Linked DNA regions of Homo sapiens: region 2 is linked to region 1. Evidence: read pairs that join two places in POLR2A ChIA-PET (ENCODE). Cell type or tissue: A673. All regions are shown on one strand. Links, peaks and the distances in the headings refer to the core of each region. The heading gives the core; the rest is flanking DNA.

Region 1 (9,525 bases), core at 3,184-5,683:
AAGTAAATTAATTGGCTAAAAGATGAACTCATATGCATTTTGATAACTTGAATGTGTTTGGCTACTTATACTCCATCAACAGAGAAAGCTGAGAAAGTAACTCTTTTATAATAAGCTTTTGAGTGGGGAAGGTCACATCCGATGGCCATGATAGAGTGGGTGGAACCAAGTTACTGTGTCATTTAGCACAGTCCTGCCCATTAGCTCTGAATCAAGTCTGTCTCTTAAATTACATTAATGTTGCTGGTAATTTCAAATCAGGAAACGTGGGTACTTTTTGAAGGAAGGATGTTTTGAATTTGTTGGTGACAAGGAAAGAGATAGCTTTAGCTCAGATTTGGAACAAAGAAGAAAACAATCTGGACCAAGGCAGCCTGTTTCAGAGGCCAGCTTGGTGTCTAGTGGCAATACCAACCTTCTGGGAGCACTTCTAGTTATGCTGGCCTATCTCAACTATACGAAAGGAAAGCACAGGAAGGAATTTTGCCTAAATTTGGACTGGAGTTTTAAAGGTGATCAGCAAGCCCTTGGGTGCTGTCTGTGTCATAGCAATGGGGCTTTAATTATAAAATCCCCAAGTGCAATACACAGATCAAGAGTTGAGTTCCAGTGTTCGATAGCCCAGGAGGGAAACTACTGTTACAATAACTTATTGTACATTTCAAAATAGCTGAAAGAAAGATTTGGAATTTTCCCAACACAAAGCAAGGGCAAACATATGAGGCATTGTATATCCCAATTACCCTAATTTGATCACTACACATTGTATGCATGTGTTAAAATATTGCATGTACCTCAGGAAGGTATATGATCATTATGTATCAGCAAAAAAAAGGTTTGAGGCCACTTGTCTAGTTCCTCAGCCTTTGTGACGATCTCTCCTAAGAAACTCATTTTTGTGTGTGTGTGTGTGTGTGTGTGTTTTTTTTTGAGATGGGGTCTCACTCTGTCGCCAGGCTGGAGTGCAGTGGCGCGATCTCGGCTCACTGCAAACTCCAACTCCCTGTTTCAAGCGATTCTCCTGCCTCAACCTCCCAAGTAGCTGGGATTACAGGCACACACCAACACTCCCAGCTAATTTTTGTATTTTTAGCAGAGACGGGGTTTCACCACGCCAGCCAGGCTGTTCTCGATCTCCTGACCTCGCAATCCACTCGCTTCGGCCTCCCAAAGTGCTGGGATTACAGGTGTGAGGCACTGTGCCCGGCCAGAAACTTTTTTTAAAAAAATTAAATAAAAGCATGTAAAATTTCATTTTATAAATAAGGCCATTTCTATTTTATTTCTATTATTATCCACAGATATTTATTTATTTATTATTTTTATTTTTATGAGAAAATTCAAATTTATTTTAATGTCATGTCATTTTCAATGTGCTTAAAAACCTCATAAATTAGTAGGAGCCCTAGTTTCCTGGGACAGCATGCCAGATGTACTGAAATTTGTCACCTTTCCCTACAAACCCCTAGAAATTTAATCCAAGTCCATAGCTTCAGAAAGCTAGGAGTTGTATCTTCAGACAGTCTACTCCTCTGGTTCTTGGTTTTTCTTTCAAGGGAAGGAGATCACAATATTTCAAACAGTGAACAAAACCAGTTGAGCTTCCAGCTCAGTTTTCTGTAGAATGGAGCAGGGAAGACCCCACTGACTCCAGAGAAAAGGGTGAGGTTGAGATGGATTATTTCTTTACAGCTTTGTGAAAATGGAAGAAAAAAGATTGACTAATTCAGATCCATTTCATAGATAAGAATCGCTTCATAAATGAAGGCTCCAGCTCCTAAAATGGGAGGGGCCTGGCTGGACAGCCTGAATCAGATGAGGAATTGGCCACACTGAATAAAAACAATCTGAAAAATAATCCTAATTTTGAAGCCAGATAAAATACTTGGGGAGAATGGAAAAAAGGAAAAAGCCCCAAACGGATGAAAAAATGCTAACATCAGAATGGTATAAAAAAATTTGGCTGAGTTTTCAGTGGTGGTGGCCAATTTAGCCTGGTTCTGTAGTAGGGTCACAAACCTTGACCAAGCAGAGAGTAGTAGAAAAGGCTAGAAAGAGGGGCTTGAAGACTATGAATTTTGACCCCTGATTTTATTATTCAATTTCTTTTTTTCATCTAAAGTAGTCTTCCGTGCCCAGGAAGCCTCGCCTCCCAAGACCAGAGTCAGTTGGAGCCGGTTGTTGTTGGAAAGGAGTGGGTTGGGTAACTGGGGTGGAGGCAGGGAGACCCCCACTCTGCTGGATGTCCTAGGTGGAGAAGAAGAACTGCACTTCACAGAGTCTGGGGTGTAGTGGGAAGGGGATGAGGCAGGAGCAGCAAGCTGGGGAGATGGGACCCACCTCAGTCCCCAGCTTCATTTTCTTCTAATATTTCCCCACTGGTGGCATTTTCTGCAGTCTTGGAGGCCTTCTTTTTTTTTTCTGGGTTTTTCGACTTGCAGAACTCGAGCAGGGCCTTTAGCTCTGCATCCTGGACCTCCATCTCAGACTTGTAGAGGTCAGGCTTGAGGGGACTACTGGTTATCCGCATGGGGCCACTGGGCATGAGCAGAACTGTAAATTTAAACTGGGCAAAAAATTCACTCTCCTTCTCATGGAGAACATTAAATGGTTGCAGCAGTTCATGTTTGGCACACTCCACCACACCTATCCGAGCCTTCTTCTCATCTTCAAATGCTCTTAAAGTAAACAGCATGACATCAAAACGCCTTTCCATCCACTGAAGAAGGCACGTGAAGTTTTCATTTTCAGTCCATACTCTTCAGGAGTGTCTCATTTGTAAATAGGGGTTCTCTGTCCTGCATCCTTGGCCTTGCCCTCTCCTGAGCTGATGAGAACATCCACAGCGTATACTTCATATACCTCAAATTCATCTTTTTCGTGGTCCTTCTTCTGCTGGTCTGTGGGATTCTGGATAACGGTTTTTTCTCCATCGATGACATGCTGCTTCAACTGGTGTGACAGCATACCTTCTATTGGCTTGTAGTTAAATTACTGGGCAACTTTGTTCCAGGCTTCTGTCACTTGTGTGTTCTGATTTCCAGGTTTGACCAGGCGTAGGGCAGCTTCAGCACAAAGGTGAGCTGCCTTAATAACATCTGCTTTCCTCCCTGTTACTTGGGTCCCCTGAGCCACATCAACCACAAAAGTATGAGCTACATTAGCGATGAAGCCATCCACATAGACCCCAAGGTCAATTTTTACCAAGTCACCTTCCTTGAGAATATAATCCTGGCCACTCTCCAAAGGGGAGAAGTGACATACACAGTTATTTACTGAAATACTGGTGGGAAAAGCAATGCCTTTCTTCATTTCCTTTTCTTTCTTGAAGATTTTCCCTGTTTCTTCCATAATCACGGCATCACTTTTCTCACACAGGCTCAGTACCAATACACCTGAGCTAGATGCTTCCACCAAGGACCTAAGTACCCGGTGGGCAATGTCGCCCCCCATCTTATACTTGGTCACAACCAGGTCTTCAGCGATAGTTTGCTTCTGCTGCTCGTCCTCACCCTACATCTTCCTACCACCACCACTGCAGCCTCATTTCTCCTGAGCCGCCGCCTCTGTCTCCCTTCCTTGCCGCAGGCTTTGGTCAGAGCCCCCTGGATCCTTGAGGAGAGGGTGAGCGAAAGCGCGAGCTAGCAAGGGAGCGGGCAGGCAGGCGAGCGTCATCCACAGATATTTAAATGAAAGAGACAAGCATACCACACCTTAAAATTTTGAGAATTGAGGAAAGAAAGACATTCTTTTTCTATGAACATGCCAAGCGGGATCCTAACTTAGGGTGTTTGCATTAGTTATTTCCTCAGCTGGAAAGCTGTTTCCCCAGAGCTTCCTTCTCATTCTTGACTCCTTCTTGCCATTCAGGTCTCAACTCAAACTTCGGTGAAAACTTTTTGATTAACTAAACTGCAGTCCCTTGGTGTTTCACTGGCATAGCACCTTAATATATTTTCACCTTGGCACTTTCATATTCTTATTGTATTCTTGATATATTGGCTATTTGCTTACTGTCTACCTTCATCAACGTGAATGTAACTACCAAGAAAGTAAAGACTTTGACTGTCTTGGAGTTGAGTGTTGTATTACTAGTACTTTGAGTATCTGGTGTCACATAATATCTAATCAATAAATAAATGTTTAAAGAATGAATGACATGAAAGCAATAGTGATTGAGTAGAATGAAGCCTCTTCAGATGAATTATATTGGACACAAGAAAAAATAGCTGGGATGTAAAATGAGCTAAAATAGCAGTTAAATAGGTATTAACAAACTGGTTCAAGAGTGTAATTCACTTCATATTGACCAGCCAGAGGTAATAGCAAGCAGCTTTCTAATTGAACAGGGCCCAAACAATATGGTTACTTATGACTAATTAAATTAATCATCTTCGACTTTGTTAAGTGTCTTATAGATGTTTAAAATATCTAAGAAGTATTTACTATATCTATATGATTTATTAGAGGTCATTCTCAATATTCACGGAACACTAAGGAGCTGCCAAGCTTCATTTGAAATGCTGGGGATACAATGGTGAATTAGAAAGCATTCACTGCCTTCAAAGAACATACTCTGCTGTCTAGAGTCTGGAGGAGGATACAGGACAGGAGACTGGTGGGGCCACCATGTGGCGAGTGTTAAGATATTGCCAAATAGTGTTACGGGAGCACAATGGAAGGGCATAAAAGGTCACAAAAACTTCCTTGAGAATGTAAAATCTAGGATAAATAAACTTGTAGGAAAGCTACAAATTAGCTAATCAAATGTGAAAGTTGGTAAAAGGGCAAATGACCCAAGGAGGTGAAAGATTCCAAGGTCACATAGGGAAGCTTAGGAACATACGTATATTTGTGCAATAGAGCATGAGGGAATGCAGTGAGCATACCCCACCAAATGATCATGTTGGTGCTTTGTTAAAAATGATTTAGTGCATCACTGCATTTACCCAGCGTTAGTGAACTATGGTCTTTCTTACTCTAATGGAAAATAAATTCCCAGTGTGTCACATAACTTGTGGAGAAGGACAAAATAACTTCATTTAAGAATTTTGGTGATTTAGAAAAAGCATCTAATTTTGAAAATCGGTTTTATTCATTGAGTATTGAATGTCTGCTCTCTGTCAAGCGTTGTGGTCAATGCTGAATGCAGGGTGGAGAACAAAACAGATAGAAAGCACACTGCTGTGGATCTTGAAGACTGTGCCATTGGAAGCATCTTTGGAAAGGGCTCTGCATTGTTCTGAGGGCCACAGTCAGTAGTAGCAATGGTGAATTTTTCCCCATGGCTTTATAGGCAGTAGATATCAATGAGAAAGCAAAGCAGATATTGTAGATGCCATGTGGTGGCTATGGAGCAAAGCCTAACTTTAAGGAAGCACATCAGAATCCTCCTTAGTGTTTCTTGGAAATACTTGATGAATTGGGGTAACTTTGTAGGGGAGATAGCTGAGATTCTTTGTAGGCAGAAACAAGAACAGGTCCTTTACTGAATGCTGACTATTAATGTTAAGGTGACTTAATTCATATCCACAGATAGGTAAGGCCTGATGATCTGCAGATTATTCTCATGATCAAGTTACGATGGATTCTTATACTTTCGTATACCATGACACCATGGGTAAAAATAGTATTAATGTCACGCTTTCAGGCACAGACACATTTGCTGGACCCTAGTGCACAATATTGGCATAATAATTTTATCTGCTGGAGTTGAGTGCTCCTTCTATGGGTTGCAGTAAGCAGACAGATCTCCTTTAGGGTAGCAATAAAAGTAAACTAGTGATTTTTCCAGCCCATTCAGGTGTAGGTTATTCATGTGATAGTAAAAGTTCATATGCACAATTTTAAAACACTAAAATGGGTCAAGACTGAACAAGAGATTTTGTAAAACACACAGGTGTTGATGATGGTATCTCTTTCTCTTGAAAGCCAGGATGGAAAGAATGTTTTTAATCAAGAATCTGGACAGCTTATTGGGGAGTGCTGGAGCAGCCTCAGAGAGTGGCTTTTAAATTTCACTTTATAACATTTTACAAAAATTAGATGGCAGAATAGAAAACTTCTAAAGAGGTACTAGAAGGCACTGATTCTCTTTATTTTATTTGATTGTTTTAAATCAAAATGATAAACTTAGAGCTCTATTCCATTATATTTTAAACCTGTCATTTTGAGCTAACTTGTCATTTATCTATCTTTTTATGCTGTAAAGTTTATTGGAAATAAGTTAATTCATTTTAATAAATGCTTTGTGCTTTTAGGAGTGAAAAAATCCCACTTGCATTAAATAAAAATACTATTATGATTGCATCTGTAATCATTTCTGTCATGGGAAAATGGTGTTTCTCTAAACCTCTAATGAGATCTGTGCAGGTGTTTGTATATTTGCCATAAATCTGTACCCACACAAAGTTCATTCTGTGGCATAAAAATAAATCATCTCATTCAGGTGGAATTGAGCTCTGACTCAAGAATACTCCTTCTCACTTCTCTTTCCAAAATCAAAGCAACACTTACATTTCCACTGCCATATGCTATCTTTCTCAGCTCTCAAACTACTTATATATACTGGGTTCTTTTCCTTCTGTTATTTCAAAGACATGAGAGAAACTGGAGCATGAAAATGGATTTCAGCTTATGTAAAACCACGGAGTAGGTTTCCTTAGAGACTTAGGGAGGGGGTTTGTTCTGAAGTTATGATGAGTCATCACATACAGGCCTCTGGCCGAACTTGCTATCATATAGTATTTGCATATGAGTAAACAGAGTTGTTCTTTTCATAAGATTGATAAGCACTTCAAGCTTTTAAATTGGGGCCTTCCCCAGTTAAAAAAATATATTTGTATACTATATATAGTATAGATATAGTGCATACATATGTAATTTTTTCCTCAAAAGTTGAATATTGTAAGGATAGGAATACTTGCTTTCCCAAGATGGTGGATAAAGGGGTGGTATGTGGTTTTTATAATTATTTGCTCTAAATATGTAAATTCTGGTTTCTGCTTGGGCTGTGCCTTACTGGGTAAGCTTGGGGAAGTCCCTGATGCCTCCAGTATCTCAAGTTTCCATTTATAAAGTGATGGACTTAGAATTATTGTAAATGAGAGTCAAATCACTTATTGAGCTATTTTCATATATCTGAAAACTTAGAACCATAAAGACTGAGAATCCATATAACAGGGAGGATCATTCGCTTTATGACCTGGAGGTTCAAGACTACAAAGACACAAAGCAAAACCTTAACAGAGCACCAACACCCATTTTCAGTCTCCCCATGGGCAGCCCCCTGTGGGGGTGGTTTGTCCGTGCTCTCTGTCTACTCTCAAAGCAGCATACGCTTCTATAACCAGGAAGTTCAGGAAGAGCTTCATGTGCTTGGATTGATGGCAACATGGTGAAGGAAAACTATTGACAGATATGTGAACATGTTAATTCTTAATTTTATTATGAAATGACCAGCCAATGTTTATATTGAAAGCTAAACATATCTAATATCTGAGCACAATTTGAACATTAATATAATGTGGAGAAAATACAGAGGCCAGCTTCTCTGGCAGAGTGGACATGATTTTATCCATCACAGGATAAAGTTTCTGAAATTGTTAATATTTATTAAAATAACTTTCTTCTGTCCCTAAATATATAAATACATTTCATCCACAAAATTTAAGACATATAATGTATCTAGAAAGTTACTAAAATGTTCTTATATCCTGCAAAGCAACTACATGAAAACATGCATCTAGCTAATGAATTCAATAAGTATGTGTAATTGTAGAGTTCCTTTTCTTAGTTTTCTGTCCTTCATTCACATTCTATTGGAGTAACTCAAAGTGAGGCTGAATAGCATTTCATGCCTTCACAGGTATTAAGCAATTTCCATGAGAAAAAGCAGCTAGTTCAGTTCTCAATTCCAAAGATCACACAAGTGCTTTTCCTCTAAACAGCCCTATGCTTTGATTGTGGCAGGAGTGCTTTATGTGTTCTTCATACTTCCCATTGCCTCACACAGAATATTAAAAAGACCATGCCCAGAAGTCTACATTTAATAAAATTAACAATCATTATTGCTTCATCAAGGGCATTCTGAAGCAAAACTGGCTTATTTTTAAACACCAGTGTAGAGCAATGGAGAGTACAGTTAGCTGCCTCTGCCTTGATTCAAGCTAAGGCACTGTGCTGCTTCTGCTATTACTTTTGAACCAGCAGTGCAGATGTTAACGCAGTCAAAAGGGCAAATAATTTCATTATATTATTATGAATAATTTGCCCATACAGACTCCCTGAACGTGTCAGAGGGAGACCAAGAGGTTTGCTGACTACATTTAAGAACTGCTAGTTTTCATTTTTGGTGTCCCTTTGATGAGTTTTACAATCAATAATATACTAGTTTAATAAAAGAATTCAAAAATGTTCCTTTATTTGCCATGTTCTTGGACCACTTTCAGTAACAATGAAATTATCTGAACTTAAAAGTTTAGGGACACAACCCTATTTTAGTGTCTTTTGGGGAAGTGTCGCTTATGATAACCGTGTGTATTCCTTCCAAATTAATTATTATATTTATATTTCCTAACTCTTAGGAGGTTATTTCAAGTAATTTATATTTGCTAGAAGACATTTCATCAGATGTTCATCTTTTTTTTACATAGAATTAATCAAAGTGGACACTTATGATTTGATTAATTCCTTCATTGTGGATATTTCTTTTTTAAAATCATTTTTATACAACAAATTGGGTATTTTTCCCTTTTATCTTCATTTGGTTAAGTCTCCTTTATAGTTTTGTTATACTTTAAATCAACATTGTTTGCTTTTTACAATTAATTCTACATTTTAATGTTTCAAATTAATTACTTTCTGCTTTAAAAATGTCTTCTTTTGGCCAGGCACAGTGGCTCACGCCTGTAATCCAGAACTTTGGGAGGCTGAGGTGGGTGGATCACCTGAGGTCAGGAGTTCAAGACAAACTTGACCAACATGGTGAAACCCCATCTCTACCAAAAACAAAATAGAAAAAAAACAAAACAAAACCAAAAATTAGCCAGGCGTGGTGGTGGGTGCTTGTAATCCCAGGTACTCCAGAGGCTGAGGCAGGAGAATTGCTGAACCCCTGGAGGCAGAGGTTGCAGTGAGCCGAGATCGTGCCATTGCACTCCAGCCTGGGTAACAAGAGCGAAACTCCATCTCAAAAACAAACTTTAAAAAAAAGTCTTCTTTTTTAAGTTTGTCTGATTGTTCATGTTCTAACCACCTTATATAGATGTTTCTTTAACTTTAAAAATTTTTATTAATATAAAGAGTTAAGGCTATGGATTTTCTTTGGACCTTTGTTTTAACTGTAAAATATATTCTGTTATTTTGGTTTCCATTTTCTCTTGGACAGCAGAATTGTTTAAGAGAAGACTTCTGGGTGGATAGGAGGGTAATAGTATAGTTTTGCAATAGTAGTTATTTTTGCTGTTTTTAAAAATTTGTTTTAAGTTCTATTTTTATTGCATTGTGATTAGGAAAGCTAATACA
Region 2 (9,525 bases), core at 2,432-4,931, 320 kb after region 1:
TTCTGGTCTTCCCCTTCTTATGAGGGTAAGACATCTTATAGATCAAGGGAACTTACTCAGAGGCTGTAACTGCCTGCTGCCATTTCTAAACCATAGTTCAGGAACCTGGAACTCTGGCATAAGTGCCCCAAGCTCAGTTCCAGAGTCTTTGCAGTCTTCCTCCCTAGATCCATTTTCCGATGGCAGATTACACACTAGAGTATATGCAACTCTAGGCCTGAGGGATGGCTACAGGGCCGCCGTTTAAAGGGACGTGAAAAGACCTTGAACATGCAGGCTGTGGTGTCTGCGTGGATGTGCATCGGGCCTCTTGTGGTAGAGGACAAAATGGGATGGAAAGAGAAGGTAGGAAAATACTAACAGCAATTGAATTATCTTTTTTATTAGCAAGTACATAACAAATAGTTTAGATTAAAAGTAAACAATCATTAAACGTTAGGAATTACAGGCAAATAGAAGAGTTTAAACTTGAATATGTAATATTTGAAAGAGTTTTTTAATTAAGTTACATAACCATGCTGTCTAAATTAAATGAGATTTTGCCCCACCTTGTTGAGTCTGCATACAGGCATACAGAGTTGCACATACTTTAGGAAGTGACCCAAGCTCTAGTTGGATGGTTAGTAGAGTAGAAACCCATGTACAGATGTTTGGGTGCTTTCCAATAAAAATAAGCCATTTGCTTTTCTTCTCAGTACTGAAGAAGGATGAGCAAAAATATTAAAAGGCAAAGATAAACAGGCCTTGCTGAATTGTCCAAGACTGACTCCATTTAGGTCAAGGTCATATGATATATCCGTGTGGTTTTAATTATATTGTTTTCTAGTGAGCATTATGGGTGTGTCTGATTCCAATTTTAATTATTTCATATACTTTTTCAGTTGCCTGTGCTATAATAAACCACATTCTTCAGCATTAAATCAATCAGAACTCCACCTAATTTCAGTGGCGATATTTTATGAGGCTAAGCTAAATATTTGTACCTAGTATCTCAGAAGCCAACAACAATCTGTGGATTAAAAGATAGCTTTTGTGTATAGAAGAAATGTCCTTTGTTTTGTCATACAATTGCTAAAAGAACTACTTCTAGTAAAACAGTGTATAGGAATTTATCATTTACACCATCAGAAGCAGTTTTCATTATTTCGAACAACTATAAAAATAAAAATTGCAGGTTAAAATAAATGGTGCATAAATTAATAGTTAAAACTAGTGTAGTTGAGCCCCCCAAAATCTTAATTATTCTGAAGATTCAGTATCATTGTACTTTTAAGAGTATTAATTTTATGATAAGCATCTTTAGGCCTCTTCATGAAAATGATTTTACAATAACTATAGTAAAGCAGGGTGATATCGTTTTGGATACATGTCCCTGCTCAAATCTCATGTTGAATTGCAGTCCCCCAATGTTGGAAGTGGGGCCTGGTGGGAGGTGATTAGATCATAGGGGTGGATTTCTCATGAATGGTTCAGCACCATCCTCTTGATGCTGTCCTTACAATAATGAGTTATCATGCAATCTCGTTGTTTAAAAGTATGTGACACCTTCCCCTCTCTCTCCCTCTTGTTTTTGCTGTGTGACTTACAAGCTTCTGCTTCACCTTCCACCATGATTGTAAGCTTCCAGAGGCTTCCCCAGAAGGAGATGCCAACTCCATGCTTCTTGTGCAGCCTGCAGCACCGTGAGTTAATTTATCCTCTTTTCGTTATAAATTACACAGCCTCCGCTGGGTGCCGTGGCTCACACCCGTAATCCCAGCACTTTGGGAGGCCGAGGTGGGTGGATCACAAAGTCAGGCATTTGAGACCAGCCTGGCCAACATGGTGAAACCCTATCTCTACTAAAAATACAAACATTATCCGGGCGCGGTGGTGGGCCCCTGTAATCTCAGCTACTCCGGAGGCTTAGGCAGGAGAATTGGTTGAACCCGGGAGGTGGAGGTTGCAGTGCACTGATATCGTGCCACTGCACTCCAGCCTGGGTGACAGAGCAAAACTCTGTCTCGGAAAAAAAAAAAAAAATTACCCAGTCTCGGGTATTTCTAGCAATGTGAGAATGGCCCAATACGTAGGGAGAGAGGCTGGGTTTGGAAAAGTTGTAGCTTCTCTTCAACCCTTGCTGTAAACTACAGATTTTTAAGTAACTGTTATTTCAAAATGTATTCCTTGAAACGATACTGCCACATGGATATATAAATGAGGTGCATTGCTTTGGAGGGCTCTACCATCATTATTATTCCAGCTATCTGAGTAGATACATGCCTTGTTAAAGCATTAAATAATGAGGTCACACTTCAATAGCTAATTACAGCCTCTGTCTTCTGTTTTCTGTAAATGCATGTATGTGCGTGTTTCTAGCCCTATGGACATAATCAAATCTCCAGATGAGTAGTCTAATCTATTATTGTAGCAAAACTAAAATCGTCAGAATTTTGTATTCTCATTTTCATATTTGGTATGGTTATTCATATAAATGGTTAGTTTAAAAATCAAACAAAACATCTTTTCCACCATTACAAAAATCATTTAGATTACAGGGGAGTGTATCTCCATTGTTCATTAGAATAAAAAGTAACAAATAATATTATTTGCCAAGTCAACCTTTTAAAGTCTTTATTATCTAATATAAAGCAATATGGAAAAGAAATTTGATTTTCACTGAAATTCAACACACTCATCAAACCTTCAGTTTTGGTGAACCATTGATGTTACGTAAAAACTCTAAAATTTAGGATGATAGAAAGAAAATGTACCCTTATCATAAATTTACAATCATATTGTTTAGACTGCATGCAATGTATTTATTTATTTGTAGTGACTCAAAGGGTTACGAAAGACAGTGGTTGAATTGTCAACATTTCTCTAGTATTTATATAGTAAGACTGAAATAATGAGAGTGATTTATTGTTCTTGGATAGGACCCTGATTTTGAAAAAGATTAAATGGCCCCAGTTACAGCTAACATTGTACAGTATAAGAATTTTCAGAAATAAGTGACTATAATAGTTTTTTTCTAAAAAGGAACAGCAAAGAAACCCAAATTTGTTGCATCAAATAATATGTTGAATCATTCAATTATATGAATTTTATTTAAAAATACATATTTAAGATAATAATGTTACTATTAGCAAAAATAAATTAAGGATTAAAAGTAAATTATAATGAAACCATAGAGATGCCATACTTGGTATATTGGAAAATCCCTTTGTAATTTTAAAAATTCTACCGTATTTTTGCTCACTTAATCTTTAAAATACTTAGAGAAATAGGGAGAATATTAAATTCTGGTTCTAATTTAGGAATAGCTTATTGGAATAGGACGGAATGCTCTATAATATCTTGCTATTACTGGTAAAAGAAAAATGTTTATCTGGTCCATTTTGACTGTATATTAATGACAACCAGTGTGGTGAATGTAGACCCCCAAACATTCAATCGTTTGGAGTCCTACAAGTAATCTGTCCTGCTGATTCAGATACTGAGATATCATCTGGATATTTCCTTGTAAACATGATCCTTGTAATGAAAATAATGATGTTGATTTGTGCTTCTCCTCAACATGTATGTCCCAAGAAGGGGCAGAGATTGGTCTCTGTTCTAGGATGATTTCTTTACAATTACCATTGCGCTATTGATTGTTTTCACTTCATTTAAACTTAGAATATAGATTAGATCTGTGCATATAGTTGTTAATGACATTCTGTTAACAGCAGCAAGATAAAGTTGCCAGTACCATGGCAAGAATATTTTATTAATTGTCCAGTCTGGGCACTGGGCCAAGGTAAAACCAACAGGATAAATGGTTCATTGCCATTGCTTTCAAAAGAAGATTATAGGACTGTTCTTTCCTTTTGAACATTGGCTCAATTCCCATTCTTTAATTAATCTGCAAGAGGCTGACACTATTGTCTTTCCTAATTTTCTTGTTTTGGAATTGCCTAATGGATTTCCTCTCTTATCTCTGTACTCACATCCCATTGTTCCTACTATGTTATTGCATATAATTTATACAAATTCTAATTGCATGTAATTTATTCAAATTCTTAGTTTTCCTGCCTTTATTTCAATTCCTTAATACTAAACTTTATGCTTACCTCACTCCTAGGTTCTTTCTTCATAATGCTAATCTACAGATATTAAGAGTTACACACACACACACACACAGAGAGGCAGACAGAGAGAGAACAGAGAGAGGTCAGAAATGTGTATATCACATTTTAGTCAAGAAGTTAAATTTTTATCAGAAATGGTTCAGAGATTACAAGGTAAAAAATCATTTAATTAAGTTGTAAATGTGTCTTGAAGCATGTTATCAGCCAAAGCAATGGGGTGCGACATTATAATGATGGTACACTGAAGTAAGAAATTGTTCATGAATGCATTTTCCCTAGGCCTTCTGTGATACTATATGGATTTCATTGTTTAGAAAGAGGCTTTTAAAAACTGTTGTGTTTTTGATTAGGCAACTTAAAACTAAGAGCTCATTTGTGCCTTGGATAGGAGCTTTGTTAAATAAAAACCAGTTCGTATTAACTTTATGATAAATGAACCTCAACAATATTATATCAAGGCATGTAAGCATAACTACAAAATGGCATATAATCAAATACACATCAATTAAAAAGAAAACTTATGTAACTAAAATATTTTACCTAAATGAAAAAATCTACATACAGATATTAATAGCATTGTTCAATGTTATCTGTAAAAAAGCTGAATATGCTTATGATATAGAAGTTTGTTGTGCACCCAACCTAAATAGATGCCATGATTTAAATGTTGATGTGGTGTCCATTTATTTTGAGTCTATAATTAGAAAATGTTAGTAACACGACTATTAACTAATGGAAAAAACACAAAACTTTGTTTGGTCAAACATAAACCACAAAGAAGCCTTTTCAGTGTTCTATGAGATGAAACGATACATAGATCTATAACAAGTCTAAGTACATGATATTTTCTGTTTTTGAAAAGTAAGATAATTTAACTAATAAAAAACTAGTGACCAATGACTGTGACATGGACTATTTTTAAAAAAAGAACTACATCTACCAACACATCTAATTATTCAGGAAATAATTTTGTCTTTGCTTAGAAAAAATTTATGGTAGTTAAGCTATAATTTTTCCTTTAAACAAGCATTTAAGGGAATGATCAGAAAAACATCTTATATTCTTTTAACATTCCAATGAGGAGTCCATAGTCCTAAGGGAGTAGAAATGTTGTTACTAATAAAGTTAGTATAATTGCAATACTAATGTGTCAGTGTCAATATGTATGCTAGATATGTTTCAGTAAACAGTGCAAAGGCTAAGATTTATTTTTGCATACATGCGATAAAAAGGTGATTCTTGTGATAATTTGGAACTTCCTAGAATAATATATTTACTTAAAAACATTCCACTCTAAATTTATAAATCTAAAATGTTAGGGAGAATTCATAAGAACACCAGTCAACATTGATACACTTGACTAATTACATCTCTATAAGTTCATAAGATTCAGTCCATAAGCCATACTTTAAAAATAGACCTTGCTATTCTGTAGTGGAAACACACATACACAACCAACATAATTACCTAAGATAAACTTATCTTCTGAGCACACGAGAAAAGTTTAGAAATTTCCTAAACCCTATTCAAATGATAATATTTGCTAACATAGCTGAGGTGGGTCTTCAGGCTGCTGTGGGATCTTAATATAAATCATGATGGCATTGAGCAAAGTATTAAATATTCTTTGAAGGATATTTTTGAGCTGTTTCCCTAGTGTGTCTATGAGAATCTAGCCCTAATCAGAATCTGACATTCCTCAGGGGATTAGACTAGTTATTTTAGGCACAAAACTTCTCATAGTTTATATCAGAAAACCTTAGAACATAAACTAAATATCTGTGGAAAAGCTTGAGTGGATTCAGACATCATTTTCAAGGAAAAACAAGCAATTCTATGTGAAGGCATCCCTTGCAATCAATTCTATAGTAAGGTGGGATAGGAGCTTAAAGGAAAGGATGGAGACGTGACTGCTAAATCTTTATGACAGAATATCAGCAATGCTTCTCACACACCTAGGGCCCCAAAAGGAATAAAATCTCACTTTTTTATTAATGTCTTAATTTAAATTTAAAATTAAGTTTATTAATTTTCTGGAATCCATTACTGTTTTAAACTGCTTTATGGAGCAACACAGTTTTCTTTTTAGTTGATGCATCTTCACTTTGATGATTCTTATTGATGAAACAAAATTAAAAAAAAACTTCGAGGATACACTGGAGAAGTCCAGCTGTAGTTTTGCAATAAATAGAAAAAGATATTTTCACCAAATATTCTTTTATTTAAACCATTTTATAGATATGCAACTTCAATGGGACAACTTATCCAGTGTTTCCCCAACTTTTGTTTTTTCCTAATAAGGATCCTCTTGAATAGTATTTCAATGTCTCCCAGAATTCTATCCTAGGGGAAGAAAAACATCTCCTCAGATCAAGTTGAACAAATTCCCTATTAGAAATGAGAACAATATAATAATATCAGATGGGGCTTTTTGTTCGTTTGCAAGTGTAACAGATGTCAAATTCGAGCTAACTTTAGCACCAAAAAATGACTTACTGGTTTAAGTAAGCTGAAGACACTGAGGCAGCTCACAGAGTCCATAGCTTAGATGCAAGGACTGGGCTTCAAAGGGCTGAAGTAGGATAACCTCTTATCCAGTGCTCTGCCTCTCTCCCTCTCTTGCTGTTAGTTTCTTTTTCTCTCAGATTAAAAAACAAACAAACAAACAATCTTGGCCTGTCTTTTCCTGTTCACACCTCATCCTCTTAAAGCAAACTGACTTCCCCAGGTGTCTGTTGATTATGCTCTTTGCAGCCCAAATTTAACAACTCAGTGGGCAAGAAGTGCTGGCATTGCCCAGAGTCAATGTAACTGTCGCAAAGATAAATGCTGATTCCCTTAACATTTCCATTTCTTGACCTAATTGTTGTTATTAGAAGGATAGAAAACTGTGAAGAGTCAAAACTAGGTCATATGTGGTCAAAGGATAGAGTCTTCTAAGAGAAGGAAAGCTGGCAATAGGCAGTAGCTACTGCATTCTATTAATTACAAACTGAGATGTATCCTTTTGTCAAGAAGCTTAGAACTAAATGGATGCCTTCCCTTCAAAATAGTCTTATCCTAGGTCCCCCTGTATCTATGTTCCTATTTGTTTTAACTTTTCTTGTTAAATAATGATTATATTTCTTAAACATGTTTAGTACTATAAGTCACTTCAAAATTACTTTGGAGATACATAGTATATATTACAAAAATGTAATAAATCATATGCCACTGGGTTTCTAGTAGATCAAAGCATTATCTATTTTAGAAAAGTTAAATGAAGTATAGTAGTTTTATCTTAGCAAATGTAGACAGCTATTCATGCAAAGAATGTGGCTAAAAATATAAAGGACTTTACAATCTATTGGCGCTGCCCACTGGGTGACTTAAACAGTAGTTAAACTAGATTCAGCTGTGACTTTAATTGTTGATGCCATGTAAAAATAACTCCTGGATGTGATTTAATATTCTTGCTTCTGGAAATACTTGAACTAATTTATAAACACTAGAGGTGACTGAACATAGGCAGTGACCTAGTATTATGAGATGTTGCCAAATCATAATGAAGTTTCCAGAGAATGCAATGAGAAACAATGTATAACATTTCTTAGCCATTGTATTTTTAAAATGATATGTTTGGATGTAGGTTGTCATACACTTGGTTGAAGTTTATCAGTGGATAATAAAGATGTTAAATGTAAACAGTGAATGATAGTAACATATAAGGTTTTTTAAGAGTGCTAAGAAGGTGTACTAAAGGTATCAGTTGAACTCTTTGGTTTCTACAAAAATGTTTTTCAACTTAACTCCCCACTGTCCCTGGACATAGTGTATGGAAGGATATGACCTGAGAGTTAGGATGTCTATCAAACCACTCACTTAGAAATTAAAGAGATGGCCTGATAAATATATTATTCACTGCCTACAGTGAAAAATTCATTTGATGTCCCATCTCTACCAGGAACAAATTGCTTTCCACTCGTAAAAGCCACCCATGAAATCCTGGAAGCCTTCTCAAAATGTATGTGTCTCTAAAATTGTTACTGGGATGATCAAGTCTCCATTCCTTCAGAATTCTTTCTTGGTTCTCCAATTTTTGGAATTTCAATCAGGTGATACCAGACGGGACTAGTCCCTCCTGACTTTTCCAAAGAGGACCTTCTGTTTTCACTGAAAGATTCTAAAATTCTATACAAAATCTGTTATTGATGCTAAAGAATTAACCAAAGAACAATTTCAAGCTTGAATGTGAGTTGAGCCAGGCAGTGTAGGAAACTGAATAACGGTCACCTACAGATATGAAGTCCTAATCCCTGGAACTTGTAAATGTTACCTTATTTAGAAAATGGGTCCTTGGGCCGGGTGCCTGTAATCCCAGCACTTTGGGAGGCCAAGGCAGGTGGATCACCTGAGGTCAGGAGTTCAAGACCAGCCTGGCCAACATGGTGGAACCCCATCTCTACTAAAAATACAAAAATTAGCTGGGCATGATGGTAGGTGCCTGCAATCTCACCTACTCAGGAGGCTGAAGCGGGAGAATTGCTGGAACCTGGGAGGCAGAGGTTGCAGTGAGCCGAGATCACGCCTTTGCACTCCAGCCCAGGTGGCAACAGTGAGACTCTGTCTCAGGAAAAAAAAAAAAAAAGAAAGAAAGAAAGAAAAAGAAAAAAAGAAAAAAGAAAGAAAAATGGGTCTTTGCAGATGTAACCAAATTAAGCAAATTAAGGATCTTAAACTGAGGAAATTTCTCTGGATAGTCTGATGGGTCCTAAATCCAATGGCCAGTGTCCTTATAAGAGACACACAGAAGAGAGACATACACAGAGGAGGAGGAGGCAATGTGACCACAGGGGCAGAAATTGGAACCCCAAGTCAAGGAACACTTGACACCACCAGAAGCTGGAAGGGACAAGGATCAGAATCTCCCATATGCCCTCTGGAGGGAATATGGCCTGCTGACACCTTACTGTTGGACATCTGGCTTCCAGAACTGTAAAAAGAATAAATTTCTGTTGTTTTATGTTACCCAGTTTGTGGTAATTTGTTATGGTAGTCCTAGGAAACAAATATACAGATTCCTACAGTCCTAGGAAACAAATAAAACTAAACTACAGTGGCCAAAGGAAGTTTTTCTTGCAGGTCCTACTGTGCATGTATGTTTGTGGGGAATTGGAAATGTTTTAAGCCTTCAACTATGGGTCTTTACCCATGATTTTGGGAGTTGTCTGGGGTTAGTTAGACATTTCTCAATTGGGTAACATCTATTAATAATTATAGTTTATAAAACCCTTTCTAGTAAACAGAAATTCATGGGGAAAACATCTATCCTATTGGAATCTTCACATCTTCCTAATACTTTGGAGGATGGTGGCTTAATTTTTGGTAGGACAAAGGAATTTATTTTCTGTTCTTGCTAGGGGTTTGAGATCTA

The links. Peaks named below come from ENCODE experiments on the same cell type or tissue, not always from the same donor. Only the 100,000 strongest peaks of a DNase experiment are listed, where the experiment ranks them.
Region 2: POLR2A ChIA-PET joins it to region 1 with 8 read pairs; 1 of 35 experiments calls an interaction of 5 or more read pairs at or near these places.

Annotation. Positions count from the first base shown.
Region 1 is chr6:112,614,362-112,623,886 of GRCh38, forward strand. It overlaps the pseudogene PA2G4P5. Among named protein-coding and RNA genes, the nearest start is that of RFPL4B, 270 kb to the left of the region's middle. In A673, for the core only: a CTCF peak has its summit at 4,661 (motif pointing left); a DNase peak (open chromatin) is centred at 4,630.
Region 2 is chr6:112,936,005-112,945,529 of GRCh38, forward strand. It overlaps LOC107986635 (a long non-coding RNA gene), which reads left to right. Exons shown (of 3, transcript XR_001744307.1): 3 at 1,590-1,715. Among named protein-coding and RNA genes, the nearest start is that of LINC02518, 490 kb to the right of the region's middle. In A673, for the core only: no CTCF peak of the experiment used is centred there; a DNase peak (open chromatin) is centred at 3,787.